Regions from separate parts of the Mus musculus genome. Here region 2 is linked to region 1. Evidence: chromatin loops called from intact Hi-C (ENCODE). Cell type or tissue: heart. All regions are shown on one strand. Links, peaks and the distances in the headings refer to the core of each region. The heading gives the core; the rest is flanking DNA. Region 1 has its middle 48 kb from the start of Fchsd2. Region 2 overlaps Arap1 (ArfGAP with RhoGAP domain, ankyrin repeat and PH domain 1).

Region 1 (16,230 bases), core at 4,574-12,573:
TGCCCAAGAATGTTTATTGAATCAGTGCTTTAGAAGCAAGAGTCGTGCTAGTCACTGTTGACGTAGGAGATGGGTGTAGGGGCTCCTTATGCTGTTCATTTCCCTTGTGCTTGAAATGTTTTGAAACAAAGGAACAAATAGAAAGCATCAAACTCCACTGATAGAGTCTAAGTTAATTATGCACAGCTGTGCAAAGGAAAGTGTTTAGAGACATTAAAATGCTAGCACAGGGTTTAATACTGAAATTGTTTTTTAAAAGTATTTTAATTACATTTACTTATTCATATATGTGTGTTTTATTGATATGCATCTATATGCCATATAATTTGTTCATGTGGCGTATACAATTTAAACCAGGTATGGTGGTCACAGGGCTGAGGCAGGAGGATTGCCACAAGTTTGATGGTAGCCTATGCTATATAATTACTTGGAGGCCATCCTGTGATACACGGTGAAATCTTGTCTCTAGAAAGATTTCTATTACTATCATTGTACTGGATAATAATAGTAGAAATGATGAAGTGTATGTGTTAATGATATGTAGTATGTTCCCCAATATTCTCCAACCGGCACCACAAGCAGTTTATAATATTTTCATCTTCGTCAACAAAAGTGCATGTCCATTAATATACAGCCACTCTTCTATTCCCCTACCCCACCCCACATCCTCAGACTTCCTTGTCTCTGTATGGACTTGCCTAGTCTGGATTCTTCCCATAATCAGAAACAGAACCATGCTGTTTCTACTTAGTGTAATGCTTTCAGGTTTCATCTAGGTCACAGATAAGCCAGAAATAGCAGTGTTTCATTCTTTTCTATGACTAACTAGCACTCAGTGTGTAGGCAGGGAGATAGGATCTTTTGAGTCTAGACCTTGAATTCACTATGTAGTCAAGGATGGTCCTCTTGCCTGCACCTCCTTGCCTGCTGGGATCGAAAGCATGCATCACTATGTCTGGCATTATCTGATGTGGGTAATTGAAGCAGAGCTCCCTGCGAGCTGGGCAAGCACTTTACTGCACTGAGCTACATCCCTGCCTTGTTTGACATTTGCTTTTTGAGGGCTACCCTGGGGAGGGAGCCAAGGCCTTGAACATACTGTACAAGCATTCTACCAGAGTTTCATTCCCAGTTCTTGGTCTTTTGAGCCAGGATTTATCAGTGTATCTTATGAAATATGTTGGGAAGCTCAGACTGGCTTCAGATATGCAATCCTCCTGCCTCAGCTTCCTGAGTGCTAGGATAATGGGTATGTGAAACCCAGTTTCACTGTCTGTATTTAAATTTTTTAAATTAAATTCTCTATTTTATTTTATGTGTGTGGGTGTTTTGTTATGCATGTACATCTTATGCCTCTTGTAATCCTGATGCCTGCATCTGTAGTTCCCTGGAACTGCAGTTATAGATGGCTGAGCCACTATATAGGAGCTGAGAATTGAACCTGGGTCCTCTGGAAGAAAACCAGTGCTCTTAGTCACTGAACTTTTTATTTATCTGTTTGGATAGTATTCTGACCACTGTTCAACCACAGTTTTATGCTAATTTATGCTAATTACCCTGCTTGGATGTATACTTAAGCAGTGGAGTTTCTAAACTTTTTGTTTTGATTTGAAACGGTGGTCTCACTGTGTAGCCTCCAGAGTGCTGGGCTGAAGTTTCTAAGTGTATGGAACCTCTGTGCTTGTCAGAGGAACTGCCATGTTGCTCCAAAGACAGGCCACATAGTTTACCTTTCCCTAGGAAGAAAGTTTCATTTTAGCCTGGTGTGGTGATCAATGCTTGTTACGTCATCCCTCAAAAGGCTGAGGTAGGAGGATCTAGGCAAGAATGAGGCTAATCTGGGCTACATAGCAAGACCCTGACTCAAAACAAAAACAGAACAGAAGGGCTATAAAGCTCCTATGGCAGAATAGCTTTCCAACATGCACAGAGCCTGGCCTTCACTCCCCAACACCACACAAACTCCATCCTAAAATCCCAACACTTGAAGGGAAAGGCAGGAGAGCCAAAAGTTCAAGGCTAGCCTCAGCTACATGTTTATAGCCAATGTATGTGGGCAAGGCACACCCAGGTATCCAGGTACATTATTCAACGTTTCCACAAATTATGGTGTGTTTTGTGTGTGTGTGTGTGTGTGTGTGTGTGTGTGTGTGAGAGAGAGAGAGAGAGAGAGAGAGAGAGAGAGAGAGAGAGAGAATGTGTGTGTTCATGTGGAAACTGATGTCATCTTCAATTGCTCTTCAACCATGTTCATTGAGGCAGAGTCTCTCAGTCAGAGGCAAAGCTCACCAGTCTGGCTAATCTTGCTAGTCAGCCTGCTCTGGGGATTTCCTGTCTCTGCCTTCTGGAACTGGAGTTACAGGTGGGCCACTACAGCCACTGAGCATCTGAAGGTTTCTGAGGACCTGAACTTTGGCATCCTCCTTGCTTTGTTTTTCAGATAGGATCTTAAGTAGCCCAGGGTGGTCCCGAACTTTCTATACAGTTGATAATGACCTTGAACCCCTGCCTCTATTTCTGGAGTGCAGAGGTTTCATGAATGGACCACCAACCTAGATTTATGAAGGGCTGGGATCCCGGGCTTTGTGCATCCTAGGTAAGCATTCGACCAACTGAGCTACACCCAGTCTTTTTAAGTCCCTAACTGCTGAGAAATACTATTACATTAAAACAAACAAACAAACAAACTTGTGCTCAGTATTAATGTGCATGGGGTTACATGTACAATTTTGTGGATCCAGTTCTTCAAACTTGGGCAGGTTCTAGGGATCCAACACAGGCTGTTCAGCTTGGGCAGCAAGTGCTCGCTACCCACTGAGCCATCTCACCAGTCTTCCAGGAGGGAGGGTATAAACCTTGGTTGTGGTGTTCACTTCGAATTTGTAGACCAGGGATCCATGGTTCAGCTGTCTTTGGTTTTCAGGGCTGGCTCCTTGGAACCAAATGACCTTTGACAATGTCAAGGTCAAGGCTGACGGGGAGTAGCCGAGCTGTGGACTACAGTCTCACTCCACAACAACACTAGGTGTTATTTGAATCCTGAGGCTGTCACTCCTATAAAGGACAGCATCTATAATTTAATTGAATGGGTTAGGTTCTGCCCCTAAGGCCTTCTGGGAAATTTATACTGTCTACTTTGGTAGGTGAGAAGCCTTAATGCTGGGGGCTACAAACCTGGCCTTCTCCAGAATTGGAAGCTTAATCCAGCATGAAATGGAAAGAAAAATATTGGCCTTAATATATTCCCAAGAGACCAGCTGGCTTGCCCTTCCCCCCAAGAATGTCACGATAGCTCAGTAGGTAAAGGTGTGTGCCTCCAAGTCTGATAGCCTGAGTCCCACCTTCAGGACTCACATGATGGAGAGAAGTGACTCTCATAAGTTGTCCTCTGAACTCTACACATGCTCTGTCTTTCTGTCTGTCTGTCTGTCTGTCTCTCTCTCTCTCTCACACACACACACCCTACATAAGTAAGTAAATGTAAAAAAATAAGGATGATTCAAATAAAAGGTGCAAGGTTCTCATGTAACCAAGGGTGGCCTTTAATACACTTTATAGCCAAGGATGAAGGTGAATTTCTGTTCTTTCCACCTCTACCTCCTGAGTACTTGGTTAGACCTCAGGGCCTCACACATCCTAGGTAAACACTGTCCTGGCTGAGCTACATCCCCCGGCTCCTAGAACTATATTTTCAATGTTTATTCAGTCGCTTGTGAGCTGGTTTCTAGTAGAATTGGTTACTCAGTTGCCCATGCTTCAGACATAGCGTCACCTATGCGTTATTTCAATATGTCTACCTACTAAATGCACAATCCACCAGTAATAAAACAGACCTTTACAAAATAGAAGGGGTCTGCTATCAGGAAAAAGACAACTTGAAGAATGGGAAAATATGGGATGGATCCCAGGTGGAGCAGTCTCTGGATGGTCATTCCTTCAGTCTCTGCTCCAAACTTTGTTTCTGTAACTCCTTCCATAGGTATTTTGTTCCCCCTTCTAAGAAAGATTGAAGTATCCACACTTTGGTCTTCCTTCTTCTTTAGTTTCATGTGTTTTGCAAATTGTATCTTGAGTATTCTGAGTTTCTGGGCTGAATATCCTAAATATCCACTTATCAGTGAGTGCATATCACGTGTGTTCTTTTGTGATTGGGTTACCTCACTCAGGATGATATCCTGGAGATCCATCCCATAAACAACCACCAAACCCAGACACTATTGCAGATGCCAATAAAATTTTTCTGACAGGAGCCTGATATAGTTGTTTCCTGAGCGGCTCTGCCAGTGCCTGACAAATACAGAAGTGGATGCTCACAGTCATCTATTGGATGGAACACAGGGCCCCCAATGAAGGAGCTAGAGAAAGTACCCAAGGAGCTGAAGGGGTCTGCAACCCTAAAGGAGGAACAACAATATGAACTAACCAGTACCCCCAGAGTTCCCTGGGATTAAACCACCAATCAAAAAAAAAAAAAAAAAAAAAAAAAAAACGTGGTGGAACTCGTGTCTCTAGCTAGTACATATGTAGCAGAGGATGACCTAGTCAGTCATCAATGGGAGGAGAGGCCCTTGGTCTTGTGAAGGTTCTATGCCCCAGTATAAGGGAAAGCCAGGGCCAGGAATGGGTGGGTTAGGGAGCAGGGCGGGGGCGGGGGGGGGGGCGGAGGGGATAGGGGTTTTCAGAGGGGAAACTAGAAAAGGGGATAACATTTGAAATGAAAATAAAGAAAACATCTAATAAAATAAAGAAAAAAAAAAGAAACTAAACCAAACCAAACAAACAAACAAAATGTGGAAATACTGGCAAGTCATATATCTGAGTGATTTTTATCTAAAATATGTAAGAACTATTAGAATCGGCTGGGCGTGGTGGCACACTCCTTTAATCCCAGTACCTGGGAGGCAGAGGCAGGTGGATTTCTGAATTCGAGGCCAGCCTGGTCTACAGAGTGAGTGAGTTCCAGGACAGCCAGGGCTACACAGAGAAACCCTGTCTCGAAAAAAAAAACCCAACAAACCAACAACAAAATAATAATAAAATAAAATAAAAAATAAAGAACTATTAGAACCAATAACGAACAGCAAGTCAGGTTTAAATGGGCAAAACATCTGATGAGCATTTCCAAAGGTCATGGGCAATAAACACATGAAAAGATGCTTGATTCTTGCTAACTAACCATCTGGGAAATGCAATTAAAACCACAGTGGAAATCCCCCTGTTCCCCCTGAGGATAGCCATAATGAAACAGTGCGTGGAACAGCTAAGGTTAGGGAGGAAGCGGGGAGATCAGAAGCCTAGGAGATTCCTGGCTGGTGTGTAAGACTGTGCCGTTATTATACTTTGAGGGCAGAAAAGTCTAGGAGTTCCTCAAACAGTTAACACAGAATGAGTGTAGAAAGCCTGAACAGTTTCCCTCCTAGGAGGGTCACAGTCAAAGACAGCTTGGTTGTTCCACATCCCCAGGACAGATGAAAAGATGATGCTGGCCGGGATGGGGGAGGTGGTTCAGCAGTTAGGCATGCATGTTGTTCTTCACAAGGGCTTGAGTTGTCAGCTGCCTGTCACTCCAGCCAGTCTCCAAGGGCACCCATGCACCCACCGCAGAGGCTTACACGCACATGGCATATGCTTGCACAGACACATATGTGTTAATACAAATAAAAAAATCTTTAAAATGATAATGTCTCGTCCCTCAAAACCAGAACACTCTCTCTCTCTTTCCCTCCCTCCCTCCCTCCCTTCCTTTCTTTCTCTTTCTTCCTTTCTTCTCTCTTTCTTTTTTTATTTTCTTTATAATTATGTGTGTGTTTGTGTGTTCAAAAGTATCCATGGAATCCAGAAGAAGTTAGATCCCCTGGAACTGGAACGACAGGCAGTTGTGAGATTCGAGATGTGGGTGCTGGGAACTGAATTCAGATCCCTTGCACGAGTACGACTTGCTCTTGTCTGCTGGCTGACTTCTCCAGCCCCAAGGACATCAGGGTTTCCAGTAACATTACTCAGGATAGTAAAAAACAAATTAATAAAATGTGGACATAACCCAAATATGTGTACACTGATGAACAACTGAACAAAATGTAGCACATCCAGGCCCTAGACCATTACAGGTCCTGAAAGGGGATGAGGTACTGATACATGGTATGAAACAGGTGGATCCTGACACTGTAAGGTGGGTCACAAAAGATCCCATTTACATGAAAAGTCCCGAATACGTAAATCTGTCAAGATAGCAAATAGATTTGTGGTTGGTTAGGGATGAGGGGCAGGAGGCAGGGAGGCAGGGATGGGGAGTGCTTTCTAAAGAGTGTGGGGGTTTTTTGTGTGGTTTTTTTTTTTTTTTTGAAGTTCAAGCAATGATCTAAAATTGAATGTAGTGATGATTCTGTATGACGATGGATATTTTGAAAGCAGTGACAGCCAGACACAGTACAACACAACTGTTGTCCCAGATGCTAGAAAGCTGAGACAAGAGAATTGAGTGGGCCTAGGATATTTACCCATTTACTTTCTTTCTGACAAGGCCTCAGGTACCTCAAGATGACTCTGAGCTTCTGATTTGACATCACGTCCCAGATGCTGGGGTTACAGGCACATAGCAGTTAGGGCTGGAATCCTGAGCCTTAAGTGGACTAAGCAAACATCTAGCAATATAGCAAGACCCTGTCTCAAACAACCTGTAACCCCAGCTACAGGTCTGTGTGTGTGTGTGTGTGTGTGTGTGTGTGTGTGTGTGTGTGTGTGTGTGTGTGTCTGAAGCAGCCTGTCTGGGTTACAGGATGAGTTCATGGCCACTTGGAATAATTAGCAAGAATCTCTCTCCAAACAACAACTCGGGTTGCTAGCCCTGCAGAGTGCATGTACCCACTGAGCCGTCTTCAGCCCCTCTGTAATTTCCTATTTGTCTTTTAAAGAAATACAATCAATCCTTAGTGTACATGGAGGACTAGTTCTAGGTACCCGGATGGATGGCTGTTCAAGTCCCTGCTAAGAGCTGCCAGAGTGTGTGCATACAGCTGTGCGTACTCCTCAGTAGAATGCAAATCATCTCCAGATTATGTGTGACACCTAATGCAATGCAAATAGATGCCACACTGCATTGTCTAGGGAATAGTGGCAAGAAGTCAAAGTCTGTGGATGCACAGAATCATCTGCATATTGAGCTTCTAAAGAAGGGGTGGCCTGAGTCTGTGAAAGGAGAACTGAAAATTCGGATGGACGATTAATACCGTAATACCAGCAGCAGGAAGTTAAGGTGTAGGGTGACAGATTGCATATATATATATGCATACATATACATATACATATATATAGATATATACATACTCCTATTTTATGAATTTTCTTCAGTGAACAGAGAAAAATGAGAGGTAAAAAAAGTGCTCGTGTATGGGGCTGGAGAGATGGCTTAGTGGCTAAGAGCATTTGCTGCTCTTGCAGAGAACCCAGGTTCTCCTGGCCTCTGAGGGCACCTGCAAGCACATGACATACATACTGAGAAGCAGGTGTGTGCACGCACATAAAATTTATAAAGCTAAATGCCAGTTTAGATGGAGAAATAAAGTAAGCAACTGTTTTCATTTTAAAAGAAGGAAGAGAGCCAGGTGGTGATGGCATACTCCTTTAATCCCAGCACTTGGGAGGCAGAGGCAGGCAGATCTCTGTGAGTTTGAAGCCAGCCTGGTCTACAGAGTGAGTTCCAGGACAGCCAGGGCTACACAGAGAAACCTTGTTTTGAAAACAACAGCAACAAATGGAAAAGGAAGAAGGGGGAGGCAGGGAGAGGAGGGGGGAAGGCGGGGGGGGGGGGCAGGGTGGTGGTGGAAGAGAGGTGTGTGTGTGGGAGTTCTTGGTAAAGTTATTTGATTCTTAGCACAAATACAAAAGTAAAATCAAAGCAGCCACATTTACACTCACAATGCCTTCTCCATGCTTTAAGAATGCTTATGTTTGAGCATCTGTGTGGTGAGGTGTGTTAATCTGGTAGACTTGTATGTGAGAGCATGGGTGCACGTGTCCTTGCACTTGCAGGGAGGCCCGAGGAGAACGCAGAAGAATGTCCTAAGCCTTTCCAGACAGGGTTTCTCACTGATGGGCAAGCCCCAGGGATCCTTTTGCTTCTACCTCCCAGAAGCTAGGGTTATAGGCTAGATATAGATAACTCCAGCTTGAGGGGTTTTTATCAACTTGACACAAGCTGGAGTTATCTGGGAAGAGGAATCTTAGTTGGTAAAATACCTCCATCCTATTGTCTGTAGGCAATTAATGATTGACATGGGATGACCCAGCCCAATGGGGCAGGGCCATTCCTGGGCAAACGGGCATTGGTGGTATAAGAAAGCAGCGAGCAAGCCCCTGCCGAGCAAGCCAGGAAACAACATTTCTTTGTGGTTTCTGCTTTAGTTCCTGCCCCAACTTCCTTCCAATGAAGTGCTGTAAGCTGTAAAAAAAAAGAAACCCTTTCCTTCCCAAGTCGTGGTATTTCATCATAGCAACAGAGACCTATGTTAAAAACAAAACCAAAAAAACTTAGTGATGGAATCTGAACCTAGGTCTTCATGCTTGTCCAGTGTTCTCACACACGGAGTCACCAACGGAGTCTCACGCGGCTCAGGCTGACCTCGAACTTCCAACATAGCTTGTTACAAACTTGGCCTCCTTATCCTCCTTCCTCTACTTGCCTAATGCTGTTACCAGCATTTGCCAACGCACCAAGCTCTCCATGGGTTTCACAGCCTGTTCCTGAACTGAGTACCATTCACTCTTGCAAGACAAAGGTTTAACTCCAAATCCGTGACCTCTACCCTGCAGGTCCCCATCAAAGCATCCCTGATTCTCATCCAGTAGAGTGGTCCTCTACTATTGTGCCTGCGGCCTCTACTATTGCGCCTCCGGCCTGCCTGCATGGAATAGCTTTTTTTTTTTTTTTTAAGTTCTTCACATTTTTATTCTTTGTGCACAAAGACTAGCATGATTGGTTCTGCTTGGTAATCAGTCGAACAATCCATTCAAGGTCGCTTAGTCCAACTTAGTCCTTAGTCATTCGCGTACTGCCGGAAGCACTGGCGGCACAAGTTCAGCCCGTATTTGCGGATCAGACCGTGGCGGTTAGAGCAGACGCGGCAAGAGCGGGAACCCTGGCCGAACTTCCGTGGGTGACTCCAGTAGAGCTGCTGGTGACCCATCTTAGCATTTTTATCCCCAGTGCCCAGCTCATTCCTTCTATCCCCAGAGAGTTCTGAGTGGGATCTCCAGAGGGATTCAAGTCCCATGGATTGGACCCCAGGTGGCGCTGTCTGCCCGTGAAAGAGTCGAGGAAACCCAGAACCCGGAGCCTCTGGTCCCGGCAGCCAGCGATGAAACCTCAAATTCCAATCCTGCTTGTCCTCGCAACATCACCCCATGAAACATCATCCCACGCAACGCATCCATGCCTGGTTTATTCTCATTCTCTCTCTCTCTCTCTCTCTCTCTCTCTCCACCTCCCACTTCCCCAACCCCACTCCACCCGCCAAATGACAACTTTCAGGAGTTGGTTCTTCTTCCATCCTTCGGGTCCTGAGGAGCAAACTCAGGTTGGTTGGCTTTGCAGCAAGTAGCGTTATCCACTGAACCATCCTACCAGAACTCGGCGCCTGGTTTTACATTTCAGCATTTCAAGGCTGGATGCCAGAAGAAGTGGGTAACCCGCAGGCTATCCCAGCTGTTTCCTGGGGGACCTAACTTTCCCAGAAAATGGCATGAATATCGTTATTTCTTTCAGAATGCCACCTAAGTCTTTCTGAGGAGACGCTACTCCCCTATCTGGTACAAACCCTCTTACCTCCCTCCTTGTTGGAAAACATGGCTACGAAGTACAAGGTTCTGATTCTGAATCTAGCCCTGGTGTGCTCATTTCCCCAAGCTTTAGGGACCCTGTGTGTGACACGCAGACTAGCCCCAGCACTCTGGGCTACCAGTCCCCAGAATCTCTGCTGATTGAGAAAGGCAAGAGGTGTGGCCAGTCAGCATCTTGGCTAAGGGCAGGCTGCCCTGGAGTTGCCAGAAGGAAAACATTTTCCGGGAGCCGGAAGGGCTGGCAGAACCCAGGGCCGGGTGGAGAGACCACAATGGACCCTTGTGTGGTGGTTTAGCTTGGACTCACCCGCAGGCCCAGCTTCTAGGGCAGGGTGGGCCCTGTTTTCTGATCTGCAGCCAGACCCAGCTCCTAAACAACCCGCCCTGGGCCCAGACAGGAGCCAGAACTTTGCTTCAAGTCCAGAGGGTGTGAAGCACACAGGCCGGTGTCCAATGGCTTACTCTCCTCTGTCAGCCTTCCTGGAATCCTCCTGGCTAAAAAACTTCACATAAGCTTTGAAGGCCCATCTTCACAACCAGAAAGGCATCCAGCCCTGGGAGGTTTCTCCTTCAGGCCACCTAAGGGAGCTCAGAGCAGACCACGGTGTCCAGCCTGTGGTGACTTTGTTAATTATGCCTGGATTCTAGCCGGGCATGGTGGCACATGCCTTTAATCCCAGCATTTGGGAGGCAGAGGCAGGCGAATTTCTGAGTTTGAGGCTAGCCTGGTCTACAGAGTGAGTTCCAGGACAGCCAGGCTACACAGAGAAACCCTGTTTCCCAAAACCAAAAACCAAAAACCAAAAAAAAAAAAAAAAAAAAAAAAAAAGCCCAGAGTCCATCTTCAAGGCTTAGCTTCTCTACCCCAGGAAGCCTCAGTTTCCCCCTCTGCCAAGAGAGTTGGTAATTCACATCTGAGGGACAGAGATGCTGAGAGGGTATTTGAAGTGTCTGGCCTAGCCTCTGTCTCAGGAAAACACCCACCCAAGCCAGGCCAGACGGCTTGTGGCAGCCTGATGGTACTGTCAGAGATCAGGCCCTGGGCTCTGAATCTCCTCTGAAGCAGCGGACAGGAAGTCCTCCAGAGCACCCTGTGGACTGTACCCAACAATTCCCTTCTCTGAACCTTGAACTAATCATGCTTCAGGACAAAGGTCCTGCCCTTGTAAGCCTCTGAGTTGTTGCTGGGGACCCTAAAATTGCCAGGGTCCCACAGGCTCCTTCATATCAGCCATCACTGATTTAATCACAAAGGAGGTCTGGAGTTGCAGCTCAGCTGACAGAGGGATGAGCTAGCACAAAGCTCTTTAACCAGCACCTTTTAATGTTGGCTATAATGGTCTCAGAAACAAAATGTAAACAAACAAAACTGCCTTAAGTAGGCAATGGTGGCCTGTGCCTTTAAGTCCAGCACTCAGGAGGCAGAGGCACGCAGATTTTTTGAGTTCCGGGTCAGCCTGGTCTACAGAACAAGTACTAGGACACCGGGGATACACAAAAAAGAAACCTTGTTTCAAAAACCCAAAACAACAATCACACACACACACACATGCACACGCACACGCACACGCACTTCCTTAAGCATAGAAAGAGATCATACTTGAAGGAATTGCCGATAAGCTGATAACAGCCTTGCAGATGTCTCACGTTTGTTGGAACTTATTATGTAACACAGCCTGGCTTCAAACTCGTGACAGTTTTCATGCTTATGTGCTGACCTCCCAAGTGCTGGTATTGAAGGTATGAGCCACCACGCCCCACACAAATTGCTACTATTTAGAACAAGGAAATTAAAGGAGAAATACGAGATGTTGCACTTGGATCAAGTTTTAAAAGGGTTGAGATCTGAGAGGACAGGAACATAATGAAATGCAGAGATGTAGATTTCATGTCAGGCTGTGTAGCAGAACAGAGAACCTAGAATGTAGCGGGTGATTCATGTTGGCTGCTCTTTGGCACTTTGGACACATTTCTTAGGAATGTCAGGACCACAGGCTCAGCCCAGGTAAGCAGACCCAAAACAGGTCAAATGGTCATTATCCCTTCAGCATAAATAAGGCTGTGGCTTATTAATTCTAGGGCTATGAAGACAGTGACTTTGTGCCCCAGTGGAAATCATGGAGCTATCTTAGGTTTGAGTAAGAAGGCCAATAACACAGAGGACTGCTTCTGTTGCTAAGCAGTAAGAATGTGTTAGCAAGGGCAAGTGAGTACAGCTGGAAATACATGGATAGAGATGATTTCTAGCCATAGTTGGGTAGACCAGAAGTCCAAGAAACTTGTCTATGTTAGAAGAGTCTCTCTCTCTCTCTCTCTCTCTCCCTCTCTCTCTCTCCTTCCTCTCTCTCTCTCTTCCCCTCCTCTGAGTTTATTTGTGTAGGAGGGGTGACATTTGCCATTGTGCCCATGTAGAAGTCAAAGGACCACTTTCAGGAGTTGGTTCTTTGCCTCCATCACGTGGGTCCTGGGTGGAACTCGGGTTGTCAGGCTTGGTGACACAGAGCTTTACCTTCTGAGCCTTTGTGCCAGTCCCAATATCTTAAATAGCCTTCAGAGCTGAAGTTTCAGCCAAGAGTGCCTAACCTGAAACTACTGGGTGTCAACAAGCCAGGAACCAGGCTACCAGTTGTTTGTTCTTCGTGGCTTTATTGCCAGGTGAGGGTCAATGTACATTAGGAAAAAAAAAAAAAAAAAAAAAAAACCAAACCTGCTGTCAGTGGGAGGTACAGCCTGCTGTTCCAAGGTCACTTCTGTTATTGGTGTAAGTTGACAGCTGGAACCTGGTGCTGGAGTTTGACCCTGATTTCCTCTCTCCATGCGCCTTCACAATTACCAACTCCGGGGCTCAAACCCAATACAGTTTGAGAAGAGAGAAGGGCACAGGTTTGAGACATGGACAAACATTGGCTTGAGTCTTTAATTTGCTGTGTGGCCAAGAACAAGGTGCTTTGCTTCTCTGAACCTGTTTTCTCCGATTTGTTAATGTGGGCAAAAACATTTGCCTTTGAGGCAATTGCCTTTGAGGTTATCCAGATAAGAAAGGCCTTGTGTGTCACAGGCCTGTTGCATAACAGGGACTCTGTAAAAGGGACTGCTCTTTCCTCTCCCCAGGTGACAATGATGGGAAGGGAGCAGCCCTGGGCTGAGGGGTCAGGACACTTGGATCTGGTGGCTGGTTTTGTGGCTCTCACTGAGTCATCTGGAGAGACCTGCTTCTTTCTGCAATTCAGTTTGTTATTTGAAATATAAGGCAGAGGGGCCGGATGGTCCTGGTCTGTTTGTGTGTCACCATGGCACAAGCTAGAGTTTTCTGAGAGCGAGGGACCTCTAAGCAGCTCTGTAGGGCATTTTCTAGATTAATGATTGATGTGGGAGGACCTAGTCCACTGTGGCCATGCCACACCTGACCAGTGGGTGCAGGTAGCCTACGAAAGCAGATGGACACCTAGTTTGGTAGCACATGCCTTTAATCTCAGTACTCAGAAGGTGAGGCACAGGGATGTGTGTGAGTTCCAGGACAGCCAGAGCTACATAGAGGGACCATGTCTCAGAAAAAAACAACAACTACAAAAAGAAAGCAGGCAGAGCAAGCTGTGGGGAACAAACGACAGCAACGGTCCTCCATGGCCTCTGCTTCAGTTCCTGCCTCCAGGTTCCTTGTATTCCTGCCCTGACTTGCCCTCAGGACAGACTAAAGACTGTAAGCTGGAATAAGCCTTTCCTGCCCAACTTGGCTTTGGTCATTCTGTTTATCACAGTGATAGAAAGTAAGCATAAATAAATAAATAAACAAAGCTTGAGTGTGGCAGGAAATGGTCTATCTTGAGAGACAGGCCCCCAGCTTGAAGCTGGACCCTGCTATTGATGCACCAGATGGCCTAAGACATGCCCCTCTCCCTTTAGACTTCAATCTTCCCATCCCTGAAACTGCAGCAGGCTCTGAAGCCCCTTTAGCTACGATGATCTGGGTCCAAGGTTCCTACAGTGTCATATTCCCAGGTAGAGCTCCTGAGTCTGGGCTACCTGTCTGCTTGCTCATATCAACTGTCTCAGCTCTCGCCCTCTCCCTGTCAGAACTTCTGGACTTCGCCCTCACAGTCTCTACTTCCTCGCCTTATCCAAGACCAAAGAGGCTTGAGACTGTTCCCCGGTTGCTCTTCTTAGCACTGAGTATCTTAGAGTCTCTCTAGAAGCTTCTCCTTAGAAGTCTTAGGGTTTTCTCCTCCAGGAGCCCATTCACTTCACTTAATACATTGGATACTTGGGGACATGCCTATCCCAGCACATGGGGAGTGGGGAGAGATCCAGCGTGGCTCTTATGTGAGTTCCAGGATAGCCAGAACTACATAGTGAGATCCTGTTTCACCTTGCCCCCTACAAACAACACTTGTCAGAGGAGTTCCCTGAGCAGTGGTGAGTACTGTGGGCACATGTTCTCATTCCCCTGCCTCTGAGAAACCCCTTTTAAAGAAGCTCTGTAGAAACACACAGTGCAGATTGGAGAACAGGAACAGAGAAATTTAGCATGTTGCTTGTCCTTGGAGATGTATCCAGAGAACTAAAGCATTCTGAGCTCTGGAATAAGAGGAAGAAGGTGGCCCTGCTGGGTTGGTCTGGTCTTGCCCAATAGGCAAAGGGTAGAGTCACACTGTCATACCCACGTGTACACACAAGCAGCTACCTGGAGGCAGTGACAGACTAGTAAGCAGGCTCCTGAAAGCAACGTTACAAAACTTGGCCAGCTGCTGCCTTCAATCAGAGAGAGGGCTGCTCAAGTGGGAAACCTGGTTTACCCTGCTGGACCTCCATCAGGGCCTGCCCCATCTGGACTTTAGTCTCCTCCTGGAGACTCAGCCAGACACAGAACTCAAAGCTGCCCCATCCATCAGGAAATAAGAAAAGGTCTAAGTAGGTGTAGCTAGGCAGCCCCCTAGAGTAGGGGTTCCTCTGATCACCTTCAAGCCAAGCCCAGTTGCCCACAGAAGTCTATACACTCATCAGCACACAAGTGTCCCTAGGGGCAGGGGTTGAGTCATCTTGAACTCCAGGGCCCATTTTAGGACTTGGCAAAATACAGACACTTTAAAAGTTCCTTCACTCTCTGCCCTATTTCGAGTCTTCCCAGCACTGACCCATCAGGGCTGTAGCAGGACCTCCTTCCAACAGAAACAAAGAGGCCTTAGAGTGGGCAGTCCCTGGCTCCAGGGTGGAATGCTAACGTTAGTCCAAAGCAGATCCTGAGGGGAGCAGAGCTGCAGATCTATGGATAAAGCCTTGACAGGCCCTGATTCCTTTGTTTCTGTCCAAATCCCTACATGATTCCCGGGCCCCAGCATATAGTCAGCCTTCGGCTGGCTAGATATAAGGTATTCAGCCGAAGTGCTAGGACTTTCTGCTTCCCCCTCCTTGGGTACTTTCCTTCACTCTGCCCTAGGAACTCAACAGGCTCTGAAGGTCATGGGCCACAGAACACCAACGTGACCTTTACTCAACAAGCTCCAGCTATGGAAAGGATAAAGGCCACTGTTCTCTACCTGGTGACTGTCACATGCTGGATTTCCTGTGAAGCACATCACAGATGCTACACATCCACACAGGACACTGGAGGAGTTAAGAGTCAAGATGTGGCTCTATTCACTGCCCCTGCACTAGACCAGTGTCACCAAAACAGCTGGGGCCAATGAGTGCATCATTACATATGCAAACCGAGATGATGCTTCCCCACACAGAAGTGAGGTCTTTTGGACACAGGTCTCACTATGGAGTGTTAGTTGGCCTAGAACTGACTGGCTTTGAACCCACAGAACTCTTCCTGATGCTGCCACCCATGTGCTAGGATTGACAGCTATGGCTACTGTTCACAGCTTTTGTATAAGCCATAGAGTAGAGAGGTTTTTGTGGGTTCCTTCCCCTTCACAGTCTCTCTTCAGGAACTCCCCCATAAGACAAGTCTTTTCTTCTAAAAGTACCGAATCCAGTTTTCTCTTCATTTGGATCCTCACCTAGGCTACAGACTCCTAGTTCTGTTTGGGGGACTCTCAACCATTCCCCCTTTTTTCTTGGCTCCTCTTTCTTACAGTAGTATATTTGACTCTGCCATGCTACCCTGGACCACTATTTATAACTGATTGATTGATTGACTAGTTGTTGATTGATTGATTGATTGATTGAGACAGGATCTCACTATGGAGCCCATGATGGCCTGGAATTTGCTATGTAGTTCAAGCTCAGAGATCTTCCAGCCTCTGTTCTTTAAATGGCTTGGATAAAAGATATTACATCACCACACCCAGTGACTTTACTTTTTACTTTAATTTTTTAAATTTTTAAAACTTTTTATTGATTCTTTATGAATTTCACATCATGTACTCTGTCTTAAAGTTTTATTGCTGTGAA
Region 2 (16,230 bases), core at 8,231-16,230, 310 kb after region 1:
GAGGTAGAGCTGAGGGGTTTACTGAGGACTAGACATTGGAGTCTCTGTCCAGCTGCCTGGCTTGGGAAACCTGCAGTCCTGGGGCAGGGGTGGGACTGTGTAAGAAGCCAAGGAAAGGAGAGCAAAGGCCACAGGTAGGCCTGGGGCTGCCTTCCCCTTCCTCTTTCTCCAGGGCTGGGTCTTTCCTAGAACTTGGAGCAGAGTCCTGTAAAGGGAATACAGCAAGGGAGACCACCTGGCCACGGGCCCTCCAGAGCTGGAGTGGGAGGAGCCAGGACCTTTAAGATTGCTCTGAGTCACTCTTGTAAATCTGAATGCAAAGAAGACAAGGGGAAGGCCTCCAGAGAGGCACACCCTCAGGGCCAGCAGGCTCACAAGTGGCCTTGCAAGCTGCTGCCCAAACCTCCGGGGTGGCCTGCCTTCCTTCTCCGCTGGACTGTCTCATCCCCAGCATACTTGATCCTTTGCTGTGTGCTGTGTGATCCCGAGCCTTGTACATTCAGTTCCTGTCTCCACCCGTCAGGCCCAGGGAGGCAGCCCATTCTCCAAAGACTCGGGGCTTCCGCAGGGGACTTGGTAAGTGTCCACCTTACCCATGTGACATTGGGTATGTCCCCAGATCTTGGGATCATTGTAAGAGCTAAGGGGACATAGATGGGAATCTGGGAGGCACTGAACCGATAGTGGCGTTGGGGCTGTGACTCCCTTGCTGGGTTGGTGACACTTGTGTCACTGGTCAGTAGTAGTAAGCATACCATGCAGGAAATGTTGAGCAGGGCCAGAAATGGGTGGTGGATTCAAATTCTGCCTTGGGACAGGGCTGATAAGGTCATTAAAAGGGTGAAAGCTTTGGGTCCAGCAACAGGGAATCAAGCTAGACCTGAACAAAGACTGGCTGACAAGGATTAGAAATTTCACATGACTTCCTTCTAAAGTGGGACTGGATGCCCTGAGCTCCACTATGGGTGGTGGGGTTGGAAAATGAGGCAGACTCAGGTCATCACAGAAGATGCTGAAGGCAGGATACAAGTGGATCCTCACAGACAGACCGACCAAGGAGAGCAGGCAGAAACATGGAGGCCAAGGGGCAGTCTCGGAGGACTTTCTGGAGGAGGTGGTTCAGAGTGGGACCAGGATGGTTGATATACTCGTTGTCAGCTGACTCTTTTGGGGGCTTCCCTATGTCTGGCTCGTGCTGATGAAGGAAATGACACAGAAGTTGTGGATGGGGCCAGGGTTTGGGGTATGTCATTGAGCATTTGGGCAAGTCACTTCCTCTCTGTGGTGTTTATTTCTTCATCCATAAGAGGCAGGCCCTGACTACAGCAAATGACAGGCTGAGGAGCCCTGGGGGGGGGTGGGGGGGGAGAGGGAGGGCACAGGGAGCCCGAGCAGTTGTGGCAGCTGGTGGGTCTGGCTGAGCAACACTGAAGGAAGAGCGGGGTGGGTGTTGGGGTGTACCCCTCAGCCCGGCTGCAGTGTTGTTAGATGAGTGAGGCTACTTCCTCAGCTGGGTGTCTGCCTCCCAGAGAGTGAGAGAGCAGATCCCGGGTGCTGAAGAGGTCCAGCACTGCGGCGTGTGATACCTTGCTGCCATTTAAAGAGTGAAAGCCCATGTCAAACACCTGTGGTTTTCAATAAAGACAGGCTAGTGTTCCCGGTACTCTCTGGCCTCTGCAGGAATGACCACAGGCTTCTGTCAGGGACAGTCACTTCTGGGAAGCCACTCTGACCTAGCTTGGTGCAGGCTCTAGGCTGTGGTTTCTGGGTGGTAGTGTCCAGTTTGATGTTCCTGGAGGCTTCTGAGTTGTGCTTCCAGCTCCTTCAGTAGCATTGTCCCCAAGGCTCTTAGCACCCAGTCCCCAGGTCTCTGACCTTGGCCAGTGCCCTTTAGTGCAGGAATAGGAACTTGAGAGAGGCCAGGCTCTTCTCAGGGAGAGCAGTGTGTTCCTGTTTCCCAGCCCCAGCCTGTCCAGCAGTGAGGGTTGGGATGATCCCCGTTCCCCAGTCAGCTGCCTGGGCTCAGCAGGCAGTCCTTTATACTTGGCTCTTGCTCGTGAGAGGCAGCAAGCAGTGTGACTAAGGAGAGCCCAATAGACAGTGCAAGAGCAGGCTGGGAAGATGGCCCAATGGTTAGAACGCTGGCCTGATGACCTGAATCCGATCTGCGGAACCCAGGTAAAAAGCTGGGGAGGCAGCTCAGTGAGTACAGGCTCCTGCCCTCTAGTCGGACGGCCTGAATTCAGGGTGCACATGGCAGAAAGAGAAAGCTGTCCTCTGGTGCACACACATAGCATAAAAACAAAACAAAATCAAGCCAGATGCAGTGGTGTGTGTGTGTCGCTCCAGAAGGTGAGAGGTTCCAGAAGTTTGTGGAGAGTGAGAAGAAGTTGGGCTAAGCTGCCAGCTGCACAGTGGTGAGCAGTGAGAGTCGATGTCTCAAGGGGATAGGTAAGGGACACGTGCCTAGGGTTGCTCTCTGATCTCAACAATGTATCATGGCATGTTTATGCACTGCTCACACGTGTGCATGCACTCACAACATCAGACACAAACACACACACACACGAGTGCAAAAGTAAGCATATTAGCACACTCTGTCATCCCAGCTCTCAGGAGCTTCAGTGGCAAAGGCCTTGCCTAGCCTGGGCAAGGCCCAGGGTTTGAACCCAGACAGAACAAAACAAACAAGTGTAATGAGTTTTGACATTTTAATTTATGATTTTAATGTTTACTTTTTGAGTGTGAGTGTGTTGCCTGCATGTATGTACGTGTACTACATGTGTGCCTGGTGCCTGAGGAGACCAGGAGAAGCATTGAGTTCCCTGGAAGCGGTGTGGGGGACAGGTGGTGGTGAGCTATCATTTGGGAACCTAGGTTCTCTGTAAGAGCAGCTAGTGCTCTTTACCGCTGAGTCATCTATCCAGCCCCGGGTTTTAAATTGTTAAATATTATCATCACCATCATTGTTATTAGAGTCAGGATGTTCTGTAGCCCAGGCTGGCTTTAAACTCACTGTGTATCCAAAGCAGGTGAATTCTTGATCCTTCTACCTCTACTTCCCAAGTGCTAGGTTTATAGGTGTGCATGGCCGTTCCTAACTTCACATTGCTTTATAGTATTTTAAACCTAAATATCCCCAATATTATTACTCATCATGCAATCAATAGCAAGACAACGAGATATTTTGCATTCTTTTTTTTTTCACTCTCTTCAAGATTCAGTGTTCCTCATTTTGGAGACCATGTTTCAAGTGTTCAGCATATATGGCCGTGCCAGCTACCTATTGGGCAGGGCAGGGCTAGATGTGTTAAGACTGCTTCTTCTTAGCCATATGACATAGATAAGTCACTCAACTTCCCTCTACTCCAGCCTCTTTATCTTAAAATCTCTAGACTGTTCTTTGTACTTCACAGATCGTGGCGAGGATAAGTGAATTTCAGTGTGGAGACACTGGGTAGAATGCATGGTGTTTGTCTTTTTCCCCCCCAAGACAAGGTTTCTCTGTGTAGCCCTGGCTGTCCTGGAACTCACTCTGTAGACCAGACTGGCCTCAAACTCAGAGATCCTCCTGCCCCTGCCTCCCTAGCGCTGGGATTAAAGATGTGAGCCACTTTGTCTTTTTAAAGCAGCCATTTAATTCATCCGCCACTCAGGCCAACACTTTCTCCAGGGTACCAGTTACTTACCATGTGTTTTAGAGGCTGGGGAGATGACTCAGGGGTTAAGAGCACTGACTGCTCTTCCAAGGAACCCAGATTTGATTCCCAGCACCCACACAGTGGCTCACAACTGTCTGCAACTCCAGTCTCAGGACATACATGCATGCAAAATACCTATGCACATAAAATAAATAAAATCTTCAAAATTTCTTTTAAAAAAATCTCAGTTTAAAATCACATTCCTGGGGCCAGTGCTGTCTGTAAAGGGCCACCTAAGGACGGGGACCTCGTGTCTATCCCTTCATCTAAGAAGCTGAGCATTGTTCTGTACTCTTGGGGGACACAGTACAGGATTCCCTGGGGTCCTGGCCAGCCGACATAACCTAGTTAGTGAGCTCCATGTCCCAGTCAGAGATTTGAAAGCGAGGTAGCTATGTCTTGAGTGACACTGGAGATTGACCCCTGGTCCACACACCCCTGCACACATTTGCAGCAGATCCCTCACAGGCCCTGGTACTAGCACAGATACCCATAGACACCCACATACACATAAAGCACCATTTTGTTTTTGTTTTTGTGGGAGGTGTTATTTTGCTTGATTTTTTTTTTTTTTGAGACAGGGTTTAACTATGTAGTCCAGGCTAGCCTGGTACTTGTTTTGTTGTCCAGGGTGGCCCCTTCTTCATAACAGTTCTTCTGCCTAAGCCTCCTAAGTACTGGGAACCAGATGTGTACCACCACACCTCGTTCCATGTCCCTGGGGTTTTGTTTTGTTTTGTTTTGCTTTGTTTTGTTTTCCGAGACGGGTTTCTCCGTTTAGTCCTGGCTGTCCTGGAACTCACTTTGTAGACCAGGCTGACCTCGAACTCAGAAATCCGCCTGTCTCTGCCTCCCAAGTGCTGAGATTAAAGGTGTGTGCCACCACCGCCTGGCCCATGTCCCTGTTTTAACCCTGTTCTAAGCAGTGACTGTTGTAGCATCTACTTACCATAAATAAATGGTCATGAGTGCCTCCAAAGCCATTGTGCAGGGCCCAGCAGTTACTAGGACACTTCTGCCCTGGTTTTGCCCCAGGGAGGGGTCTGTCCATTCTACTGTGCTCACGGCCCCCCCCCCCCCCCCCCCACCTCACAGAGCCTGGTCCTTGTGAGCGGCAGGAGCATGGGTCTGTCAGCTAGCCTGTTCTCTCTTCCTCTGGAAACCCCCTATTGGCTCATTCTCCTCAACCCTTCTCATGTCCTTGCCCCAGTTTGCCACACTTTTGTCTCAGCCTGCTTCATGGCCTCCAGATTAGTGTGGTCTTGTGTTCCTGTGTCCCCAGCTCTCCTGTCAGGAAAGCATCCTACCCTCTTGCCTCCCTCCCTGATGCAGTCTCTTTGCCAGACTCCTGTGTAGGCAGTCCACCGCTGGGGTCCCAGCCCTGAGCCTGTTAGTAACTGCATGTCTTACCTCTTAAAGGGACCGCCCCATCCCAACCTCCCATCCCTTCTCCTGGAAGGAGTTTCTCTGGTCTTACTCCATGGCCAGCATCCTGGTGCTCTGGAGCCTTCTCTCTGCCTGCTCTCTTTCTTTACCTCCTCCTTGGCTCTACTTTCTTTCCCTGTCTCTGGTTTGCCCCACTTCATCCCCCTTTCCCTTTCTCTCTCCTCCTAGCATTGCTTGTCTCATTGATTTTCTCCCCCATCTCTGTCCCTGCAGCTCCCACCTCAGAGCATCATGAGGAGCCCTTGGGACTAGGAACAACCTCCTTGGAGGACCAGGTGTCCTTGGTGGCAGGTAAGTGAGGAGCTGGGATCCTGAGGTGGAAGTTTCATGGAGACTGAGACTCGGGCTTTTATATTCTGTTTGGGGAGCTGATGTTGTAGGCAGAAGATGAGGCCTGAAAACCTGGTAAAGCCTCTCTGAGGGGCTCTGGGAGGAGAGGGCAGGTTCCCAGGCTGACTGATTGGTGTCTCCTCCTTGCTTGCTGAGTTTTGGTTTCTTTTTCATTCCCAAGCAGTCTTGATGATAATAGCCCTCCCCCTTTTCAACATTTATTTTGTTTGTGTGTGTATGTATGTGTGTGTATGTGTGTGTGTGTGTGTGTGTGTGTGTGTGTGTGTGTGCTGTGCTGTGCTCTCTGGTGCCCTAGCATGTATATGGAAGTCAGAGGACACCTTGTAGGAATCTGAAGGAGTGTTCCCTGCTTCCGCCCTAGGGATTGAACTCAGGTCATCACCTTTACCCACTGAGCAACACGTTCTCTTAAAATTGAATTCATTTTGGGGTCTTGTGGCACAAAATCAAAAAGAAGGACCTAAAAGGATCCTGTCTCCTCACCTGCCATTTCTCCCCAAGCATAGCTTTTGTTTGTTTGTTTTTGTTTTTCTGAAACAGGGTTTCTCTGTGTAGCCCTGGCAGTCTTCGAACTCACTCTGTAGACCAGGCTGGCCCCTGCCTTCTGGGTGCTGGGATTAAAATCATGTGCTGCTGCCACCACCTGGCCCAAATGTAGCTTCTTATGCATCTCCCAGATGTGTGTGCTGTGGTTTGTTGTTGTTTGTTTTGCTTTAGCTCAGATGTTTATACAGTGATGTTCTGCACCTTGCTTTTTATGCTCAAGCGTACATCTTTAACATCAGTTTATATAAACCTTAGGGCCTTACCCAGTTTCAGGTTTTCAGTTTGGAAATTGCTTTCAGGTTCTAGTTCAACCGTGGAAGATCTTCTTCCTGCTATTATGCGATTGAGGGCCGCTGTCCCCAAGAACACTGAGTGTATTTGTGACTGTTCTTTTAAAACTCACATAATTGAACACTAGGTGGCAGAATATAGAAGGAGCCATCTTCCTCCACACCAAGGTAGTTTACTCCAGGGAAGCTGAAGTTTTTGTGTTCAAGGTCGTTCTAGGACTCAGAGAGGGGCCCGAGCTATGCAAGGTCCTATGTTCAGTTGATTTTTCAAACAGTAAGATATTCTTGTGTTCTCTTCCCTCAAAAGATCATCTGTGTTTCTGTCCCTGTCCCCTCAGCACCTCTCAGCCCTTAACTTCCTTTCTGTAAGGAGAGTTCCTTCGTGTGACCTTGCCTCCTGTCTCTGGAGACACATGGACACACTTATCCTGACACTCAATTTGTCGTTACTGTTGTTGGCTCTTCTTGTATGTACAAGGCAGAATGTAACAACCCTGTTTTGGTTCTTGGTCACATAACAGGGAGCTCATTCATGCCAGTGTAAAAGGATCTTCCTCATTTTCCTAGCCACTTGGTATTTTATTGCATGATTACCCCCTAATTTAGTCATCCATTTCCTGACTGATGGGCATTTTGGTTATTTCCATCTTCTATAAAACACACAGTTTGGTCGCTGATAAACTTCCATATGTGCTGCTTTGGACGGGTGCCAGTAACACTGCAGGAGAAACACCTTTATTTGTGTTTTAACCCAGGGTGACTAGGTCAAAAGGCAGCAGCAGAGGGGCTCTTCTAGTGGCTATGATATTGCCCTTCCTGGAGGCACCCCTGCCAGTCAGGGAGGATGTGCCTACCCCGTGCTGTGTATATTCAGGCTCTTTGTGTTGGTAGCATGCTGGGTGGAAGTCAGAATTTTACCTTTGTGTGCTGTTGAGTGTCCTGTCCTGTGTTTAAAGGCTGTGTGTGTTCTGAACTTCTCTGTTCAGATTATTCCCCACTGCCCCACACCATTCTCTCTCCATTAGTTCCGTGTCTGTTGCTGTAATAAACACCATAACCAAGAACAACTTGGGGAAGAAAGGACTTGTTTCATCAAACAGCCTAAATCATGAAGGGAAGTCAGGGCAGGAACTCAAGGCAGAAACCTGGAAGCAGGAACTGAAGCAGAGCCCAGGGAGGAGTGCTACCTGCTGGCTTGCTTCTCATGGCTTGCTCAGCCTGCTTCCTTATAGAAGCCAAGGACCACCTGCTCTGGAGTTGCAAGGCTCTCAGTGGTCCTGGTCCTTGCACATCAATCATTAGTCAAGGTGTCTGTCCCACAGACTCGCCCACAGGCCAGTCTGATGGAGGCAATTCCTCAATTAGCATTTCCTCTTCCCAGTAACTCTAGCTTGTGTGGAGTTGACAAATTACAATGTGCTCACTCTTGTGTGCTTCCTTACCCACTTGGGTTCCTATTCTCTCCCCCTCCCCACCATCCCCCCTCTCCCCGCCCCCTCCTCTCTCCTTTTCATTTGTAAGAGAGTTTCAAGTAGCCCAGGTAGGCTTTAAATGAATACTGTCTTCCTTCAGCCTCCTGAGCGCTGGGATTACAGGTCGGCTCTTCCAAGCCCAGCTAATGTCCTGTTTCTAGGTGCTTCTCAGCCTTTGGGAAGTAAGGGGCCAGGGAACACCTCCTCGGTGGTTTCTTACCTCCCACTTTGTTTATAGTGGGTTCTACCATGCAGAGTAGCTTGACATGACACTTAATGACAAGGACTGTCTGGGGGAAAATGTAGGGAGCGACAGGGACGTGGCTGGATTGGTAGAGTGCCCTGTTAAGGAACAGAAAGCTCTAAGTTCAATACTCAGCGATGCATAGCAGGGTGTGGTGGCACATGCCAGTAACTGGCAGGTGGAGGAGGAAGGCTTTGAAGATCAACATCATCCTCAGCTACCAGGGGAGTTTGAGACGAGAGAATCAATACATACTTATGTGATGACACCTATCCTGTTTGTCCGGGTCATCTTATTTGTGTGTGTTTTGTTTGCATGTTAGACTGCCCGTCATGTGTGCCTGGTGCATGAGGAGTGTGTGTTGGATGCCTAGGGACTGGAGTTACTGACTACTGTGAGCTACCATATGGGTGCTAGGGAATCAAACTTGGGTCCCTTGGAAGAGCACCCAGCGCTCTTATCCACCAAACAAGCTTTTCAGCCCCATATACAGCCCCCCCCCCTTTTAAGTCCTCAGACTTTTATTCAGGTAGCTTCTCTGACTGCCTTCTTCTCCCGTGTGAGAACATTTTTAACTCTTCCTGTTCCCTTCTGTCCTTCGCTCTCTTCCCCTCGCTGGGAATCAGCCCATCAAGTGCACTGGGACAGAGCTGTGTCGCCTCTCTTGGTATTTTGTGTTTTGTGAGACTGTTGTTGAGTTGGGTCTTTCATCCTGGTTCCCACCTGGTTACGGCACAGAAATGCCGCCATCTGTTGTGTTAACTTTGAACTCAGCGATCATACCAAACTCTTCTATTTGTGCTCATAAGTTTCTCAGAGAAGGAACTTGGGCTCCCATCTCAAAACTCTTATGGGCAACTGTGGATGGTTTATCTGTCCTGGTTTATATTTGCAACCATTTGCTTATCTGTGGTTGCCTAGAACTTTCAGAGCAAGCTGGACAATAAACCCAATGACAAAATCACTGTCTTGTTCCTCACTGTAATGGGAATGTTTTTCAGATTTTATTTTTAATTATGTGCATATGTGTGTGTTCCTGCTTGTTGGTATGTGTGCCACATGTATGCAGGTTCCTTCAGAGGCCAGAAGAGGGCACTGGATCCCTGGGGGACTAAAGTTACAGGTGGTTGTAAGCCATCCAACATGGTTGCTGGTCCTCTGGAGGAGCAGCGAGTGCTCCTGACCTCTAAGCCATGTCTCCATGCCCCTGCAATTGGACTTTTCTCGTAGTTTGAGGTTATATGAGGTTTGTTTAAGTCTGTTAAGTTAGCTCAGTGCTGAACCCTACCATCACCTCCTCAGTGCTGTGGGGATGACCAAGAGCCTTCACTCTTTGGATCTCTTAGTTGCCTCTTCCTGTCTTCCTTGGACTCTCAGCAGAAAGAGGCTCTCAAGTTCTTGATATGAGGGTGAGTTCCCACTGCTCAGTGCCTGGTGTGAGGGAGAGTTCCCACTGTCCAGTGCCTGGTGTGAGGGTGAGTTCCCACTGCTCAGTGCCTGGTGTGAGGGTGAGTTCCCACTGCTCAGTGCCTGGTGTGAGGGAGAGTTCCCACTGCTCAGTGCCTGGTGTGAGGGAGAGTTCCCACTGTCCAGTGCCTGGTGTGAGGGTGAGAGTTCCCACTGCTCAGTGCCTGGTGTGAGGGTGAGTTCCCACTGCTCAGTGCCTGGTGTGAGGGTGAGTTCCCACTGTCCAGTGCCTGGTGTGAGGGTGAGTTCCCACTGCTCAGTGCCTGGTGTGAGGGAGAGTTCCCACTGCTCAGTGCCTGGTGTGAGGGAGAGTTCCCACTGTCCAGTGCCTGGTGTGCGGGTGAGTTCCCACTGTCCAGTGCCTGGTGTGAGGGTGAGAGTTCCCACTGCTCAGTGCCTGGTGTGAGGGTGAGTTCCCACTGTTCAGTGCCTGGTGTGAGGGAGAGTTCCCACTGCTCAGTGCCTGGTGTGAGGGTGAGTTCCCACTGCTCAGTGCCTGGTGTGAGGGAGAGTTCCCACTGTCCAGTGCCTGGTGTGAGGGTGAGTTCCCACTGTCCAGTGCCTGGTGTGAGGAAGTGTTCCCACTGTCCAGTGCCTGGTGTGAGGGAGAGTTCCCACTGTCCAGTGCCTGGTGTGAGGGTGAGTTCCCACTGTCCAGTGCCTGGTGTGAGGGAGAGTTCCCACTGCTCAGTGCCTGGTGTGAGGGTGAGTTCCCACTGCTCAGTGCCTGGTGTGAGGGAGAGTTCCCACTGTCCAGTGCCTGGTGTGAGGGAGAGTTCTCATTGTCCAGTGCCAGGCTGCTTTGATGACTGAGTCAATGAACGAATGGATGAACAAATTAATGTGTTTGTTTGTTTGTTTGCTTGTTTTTTAACTCTGTCTTGGTGGTAGGGGAGGGGATTGCACAGAAGGCCAGGATCCAGAGGCTGTGTGGCCTGGAACCTTCAGGGGCTCCTTTCCGAGGGGTCTTCCCCCCTCCCCCCAGGCACTCCACTTAAGGGACATGGAGGCCAGCAGTGTGGCCTTCCATCCCACATGTGCTCACTGAGCCTCCAAACCTGGCCCTCACCTGGGGATAGGTGCCTCACAGGGATTGGGCCCTGGCCTGTGTCTTGCAGAGAAGAGTGAGTACGGGTGTCTTGCCTAGTACCGACCATGCCATTTCTCATGGCAGTAGCTGAGCCTGTAGGTAGGGGGTGTGATGGCTGTAGAGGAGATGATATGTGAAGAAACCTTGAGTAGATGCTACAAACACAGGGACTCACAGAGTAGGGAGACGAGGGTTATTCTGTCAGGCCTGGCAGCTCAGCTTTGCCTGGTATGTAGTCACAGTGTAGATCTACAAGAATAGAACTGGGGTTGGGCATTGTGGCACACACCTATCGTCTCAGTGCTCAGGAACCTGAGGGAGGAGGACTGATGTAAGTTCAGGCTAGCCTGGGCTACGTAGTAAGTTTAGGGCTAGTTCAAGGCCAGAGCCAAAGAGGCACATAGCAAAATCCAGGGTCAAAACATGAAAGCCACTAACAGCGAGAGAATAGACTTTGAGTTCATGGCATAAGCAGGTCTGGGTATTTCAGTTTTCAGCTTTCAAGGCTTTTGTCTTTCAGGATTGTAGTCTCTGGGATTTAGGCTTTAGATTTTGTTCTGTTGGAATTCTGCCTTTGAAATTATAACATTCAGGATTCGAACCAGCATAGTGTGGAAGCTCACAGAGCGACACTGTTGGCCATGTTCCCCGGGTTGCTGCGCCTCTCACCTGTGACCTTCTGTTCCAGGTCTGAGCCTAGCCCTGGGCCTCTGCTGACAGAAGCCATGGCAGAGGGTTACGATGCCGCACTGTCTGTAGCTGAGTGGCTGCGGGCACTTCACCTGGAGCAGTACACGGCACTCTTTGAGCAGCACGGACTGGTGTGGGCCACCGAGTGCCAAGGCCTCAGCGATGCTGGCCTGCTAGACATGGGCATGCACCTCCCCGGCCACCGCCGCCGCATCCTGGCTGGTCTTCACCGCGCCCATGCACCCCCAGTCCCTCTGCCTCGCCCCGCCCCACGGCCCGTGCCGATGAAGCGACACATCTTCCGTTCACCACCTGTGCCCGTCACTCCACCAGAGCCGCCGCCCACAGCTGGAGAGGATGAGGGTCTGCCTGCCGCTCCACCTATCCCACCCCGCAGGAGCTGCCTCCCACCTGCCTGCTTCACTCCGACATCCACAGCCGCCCCAGATCCTGTGCTGCCCCCACTGCCTGCCAAGAGACACTTGGTAGAACCCAGCGTTCCTCCTGTCCCTCCTCGAACCGGACCCCCCTACCCACAGGCCAGGTGAGTGACATCACGGCTGGTGGGTGGAAAGACCTAGAATGCAGAGGAACCAGGGTTGGAGGAATGACCCTGACTGCTGGTGGGGACACAGGTTTAGAGAGAAGAGAGCAGGGCCAGGCCAGGGCAGAGTTGGGTAAGGGGCAGACGGGAGGATAGCCAGGACTTAAGGATACCTAGATATGTGTAGAAAGAGCAGGGGAGCCACCAGGGTCGCGAGTGTCTATCCCAGCAATAGGGGGGACCCAAATCCCAGGACCTGTCTGAGCGGCAGCCTGCTTAACCTGCTTACTGTCGGTCCTCTTCAGAATTCCTTCTCCTCTCTCCAGCTAGTCTCCTCCTTGCTTCCCCGAACTTTTCCCACTTTCTATGGACACTCCACTACTCATTCCTCCCAGCTCTCGGCTGTTTGCTCTGGTGCCAGCCAGAGAAGCGTCTAAAGTCAGGCTCCTTTGGAGTTTTGAAGGGATGTGCTGTCAGAGGTCTCTTGTCCTTGTCACTGCTGGACGGTGTTGGTGAATTTCATTGATGTCTGCAGCAAGCCTTCTGTGGAAGGTGGGAATTGTGTTCTGATTTCTAGCTGGGAACCTGAGGCTTGGGAAGGACTAGCTGGATCCATGCAGGCGTGTGGGAGTGATGGGAGGTGGGGGCAGGGTGCACTTTTGTGGAGAAAACCTGTGAGGTTTTGTCCATCTAGAGAGTAGCATTGAGTCAGAGGATCTTCTAGCCCAAGCCAGGTCTGAAATTATGAGATGTAATTGATGGAAGAAATCACAAGATGTTTTTTGTTTCCTGGATCCTTGGGACCCTGTTTCCACAGTATAGATTCATGGTTCTTAGTGCTATTGTACCCTCTAGTGGCCATTCTCCTGAGTGCAGAAGAGAGAGAGAGAGAGAGAGAGAGAGAGAGAGAGAGAGAGAGAGAGAAGACTCAGAGTTGCTGGAATTCAAGATACCCTGGATTTACCATGCCACATCCCTTTTCTCCTGCCTTCTCCTAACCCAGGGTGTAGATTTTGATTTTTTTTTAACCTTAATTTTAAATGTTTTAACCTCCTTTCAAGTCCACCATCCACCAGAGGTAATAGAAAAGAAAGGTTATTAGTATATGGGAGCAGTGGACCTGTTTAGAAATTCTTTTTTGGAGCAAATCTCATTTGAATTGTTAGGATACCAGTAGTTCAGGTCACAGAGATCATCAGTGGCAGCTCGATCGACTCCTGAGCATTTTACAAGTTTACTAGCAGTCTAGTTGGTAGTGTCAGGTTAGCAAACAGGAATCAGTAGCGGTGGCAGGACCTAGCAGTGACAGCCGGGTCTCAGCTGAATTGGCATGAGTCAGCAGGAGGGACCAGGACCATCAGAGAAGGCAGGGGCATTTTTTTTTTCAAGACAGGGTTTCTCTGTATAGCCCTGGCTGTCCTGGAACTCACTTTGTAGACCAGGCTGACCTTGAACTCAGAAATCTGACTACCTCTGCCTCCCAAGTGCTGGGATTAAAGGCATGCGCCACCACTGCTCCGCCAGGAGAAATTCTTGGCTGTGCCTTTCTCAGTGAAGCAGAGATCAAGAAGCCCCTGTCTCTGTCCGTTGGGTCCTTTTTATACTCCCCCCAAAAGTCATGCGTCTTCCACGGGTCTTGTCTCAGCGTGTGAGTCTGTCTTAGCAAAACTTCACGTGAGTCTGTATCTGCTGACGTCACTCTGTCAATTGTCCTGCGTCTGTGGAAGTGGCAAGAAGCCGTGGGAACCTCTCGAGAAGTTTTTTTGGTGTGTTTCTCTCTATGGAATCATGACAAACAAAGTCCAACAATGCGATGTAAGGTGGATGAATACACGCGTGTGGTTATTGAAGAATCCTTCATCGTGCACCGTTTCACGTCCTTGCTTTAGCAGAACGTCTTTTTACCTGTGTCTGCCTCAGGAAAACACTCTTTCACATGTTTGCCCCAGCAAAACACCATCTGACACAACTGACTTTCCAAAGAAACCATTAAGTTTCCACTTCACCAGGGTAACCCTCCAGCGATGTTTTAGGAAGGGAGAGGCCTTTAGAAGAAGACAATGGGAAGAATTCAGCTGAGATAAAATTTTAGACTATAGACCAAGGTCTATAAGCAAATCAGGAAAAGAAAACAAGAATGGGGTTTCCACCCTCTGTCTTCTGCCCTCTGCCCCCCAGGACCTGATGTCCTCTGGCCTCTGCCCTCTGCCCTCAGGACCTGATGCCCTCTCTAACTTATCTGGGCCCTCTGTGGGTCTCCTGACACTTGTACTTATTCAGGAAACTCTTAGGGTAAATAAAAATCTTATCCGAAGCCCTGAGTCCCAGGATACAAGGTTCCACTCTCACAGTCTGAATGCAGGTACTTGGCCAGGATATGGGGAGTCAAGGCCTCTAAGACATCGGGTTCTTCAGTAGTCATGGGGCTGGGGGGATTATAAAATGGTGTAATACTTGCAAGAAATCTCTGTGCATTCTTCATGGTTTTTTTTTTTTTTTTTGCTTTGGTGTTTGTTTGTTTGTTTGTTTGTTTTTCTGTGCTTTAGGATCAAGCTCAGGGCTATGCCTATGCTAGGCAAGTTCTCCACCACTGCTCTGTGTTTCCAGCCCCATCTCTTGCGCTACAAATCATCTGGACGTTACTCACAATGCCAGATGCGCTGTAAATGCTCTGTAGGTAACTACCATACTAGATTGTTAGGGAACAGGGACAAGGAAAAGCTCTCCATGTATTCACGACACATGTGGGTTTGCCGCATACATTTGGATCTGCAGTTTGTTGACTCCGTGGACGTGGAGGCAGAGGGTGCATCTTTGATCCCCTTGGGGCAAAATGGTGCCAGGCCTGACATCTTTTTCCTGGGGATGACACATCAAGAGTCATCTGCAGTCTTCAGCTCGTAGTATTTAGTTAATGTATATGAGTACACTGTCACTGTCTTTAGACACACCAGAAGAAGGTGTCAGATCACATTGCAGATGGTTGTGAGCCACCATGTGGTTTCTGGGAATTGAACTCAGGACCACTGGAAGAGCAGTCGGTGCTCTTAACCGCTGAGCCATCTCTCCAGCCCCTAGTTGTTGTTGTTTTAATTTTTATTTTATGTGAGTGGGTGTTTTGACTGTCCACATGTCTGTCCACATGTCTAGGTATACATATGCACATATGGCCAGCTGTCTGGGTGGTAGCATGTCTGTGTATTTGCATATTTGTGCTGGTTCTGCAGGTGGCCATGCTGGATCCCAATAGGTACAGGGATCTGTACAATTTCAGTGGTGACAGGCCTGTCTATGTGGCTCATTTGGGCTGAGCAGACATATACATGGGCCTGTGGCTTATTGCTGCTATGGGGATTGCAGTGCTAGGCTGTGTTGTTAATAGTGTGCAGATGCTGTTTGGGTAAATGAATTGGCACATTTATTGTTTGTGTACTGTCAAAGTGTGAGTCATTGTGCACATATGTGTGTGCATATGCTGCCAAGAGCCGTTAGAATGTCAGCTCTCCTAGGGCTGTGGGTTCTTCGTCAGTTTCCTTTACGATTGGATCCCCAACGCCTGGCGAGCAGTACCTAATAGCCCTTTATACACGTCATGGAGACGAAAGGCCCCTGAGGCCAGGAGCTTTCACACTGGGGTGCTGAGCTTGGGCGTCTGCAGATGATGTGAGCAGCCCACCCTGGGCATTGAGCTAAGGGGCCCCGAGCTCATCATCTAACTCCTCCTTAATTCGTGTCATCCCACCTGTGGGGTGGGGGTGCCTTCAGCAGAGATGGTGGGAAGCAAGAAGCTGATAGGATTCTAGGTCACAGAAAAGCTGTAAGCAAACCAGAAAACAAGGAAAGATGGGGGTTCCCTCCTTCCTGTCTAGTCAGATTGGGGGCTTTTAGAAGCAGGCTGGCATGCAGCCTGAAGACCCCACTTCACCTCTACATCTGTCACATTGTTATTTCAGCCCATGGCCATGAACTGGCTGAGGGGAAACTTGCCCAAAGCCACTCCGCTCAAGAGGGGAAACCAGTGTTCAGATCCTGCCTCCTGACCCTGTTCACCCGGCTTCAGGTGTCAGAGACAAAATCCTCAGGACTTGCTTCTTTGGATCACAGAGGAAACATTTCTGACCAAGGGTCCTAGAATCACTCCACACAGACCCTTCCAACTCTCTGTGGGTCTCAGCTTCCTCCTCTGGTACTTGGATACCTACAGGTATTTGAGGAAAAGGAAGTATTTGCCCAGAGTGGCTAGCCACTGGCTGGAGTCACACCTTGCAAGGTTTCCCTTCTCTGACCCAGAATGCCTTGCCGCTCAGCCAATCCCTTGGTCTTTCTGAAGCCTGATCACCTGTTGCTGGGGCAGAAACTCTTCCCTTCAGGGAGCCTATTTTGCAGCTT

What was found. Peaks named below come from ENCODE experiments on the same cell type or tissue, not always from the same donor. Only the 100,000 strongest peaks of a DNase experiment are listed, where the experiment ranks them.
Region 2: a loop joins it to region 1, with 7 times the contacts of the local background. A loop is called at or near these places in 21 of 42 quality-filtered maps.

The regions. Positions count from the first base shown.
Region 1 is chr7:101,052,294-101,068,523 of GRCm38, forward strand. It overlaps the pseudogene Gm5735. Among named protein-coding and RNA genes, the nearest start is that of Fchsd2, 48 kb to the right of the region's middle. In heart, for the core only: a CTCF peak has its summit at 9,275 (motif pointing right); DNase peaks (open chromatin) are centred at 8,308, 9,238 and 10,108; H3K4me3 peaks cover 630 bases; H3K27ac peaks cover 1,022 bases.
Region 2 is chr7:101,361,661-101,377,890 of GRCm38, forward strand. Arap1 (ArfGAP with RhoGAP domain, ankyrin repeat and PH domain 1) reads left to right here. Exons shown (of 34, transcript NM_001040111.1): 2 at 5,361-5,438; 3 at 11,296-11,841. The coding sequence starts at 11,333. Among named protein-coding and RNA genes, the nearest start is that of Gm35219, 15 kb to the left of the region's middle. In heart, for the core only: CTCF peaks have their summits at 12,689 (motif pointing left) and 12,891; a DNase peak (open chromatin) is centred at 11,681; H3K4me3 peaks cover 167 bases; H3K27ac peaks cover 621 bases; H3K27me3 peaks cover 1,054 bases.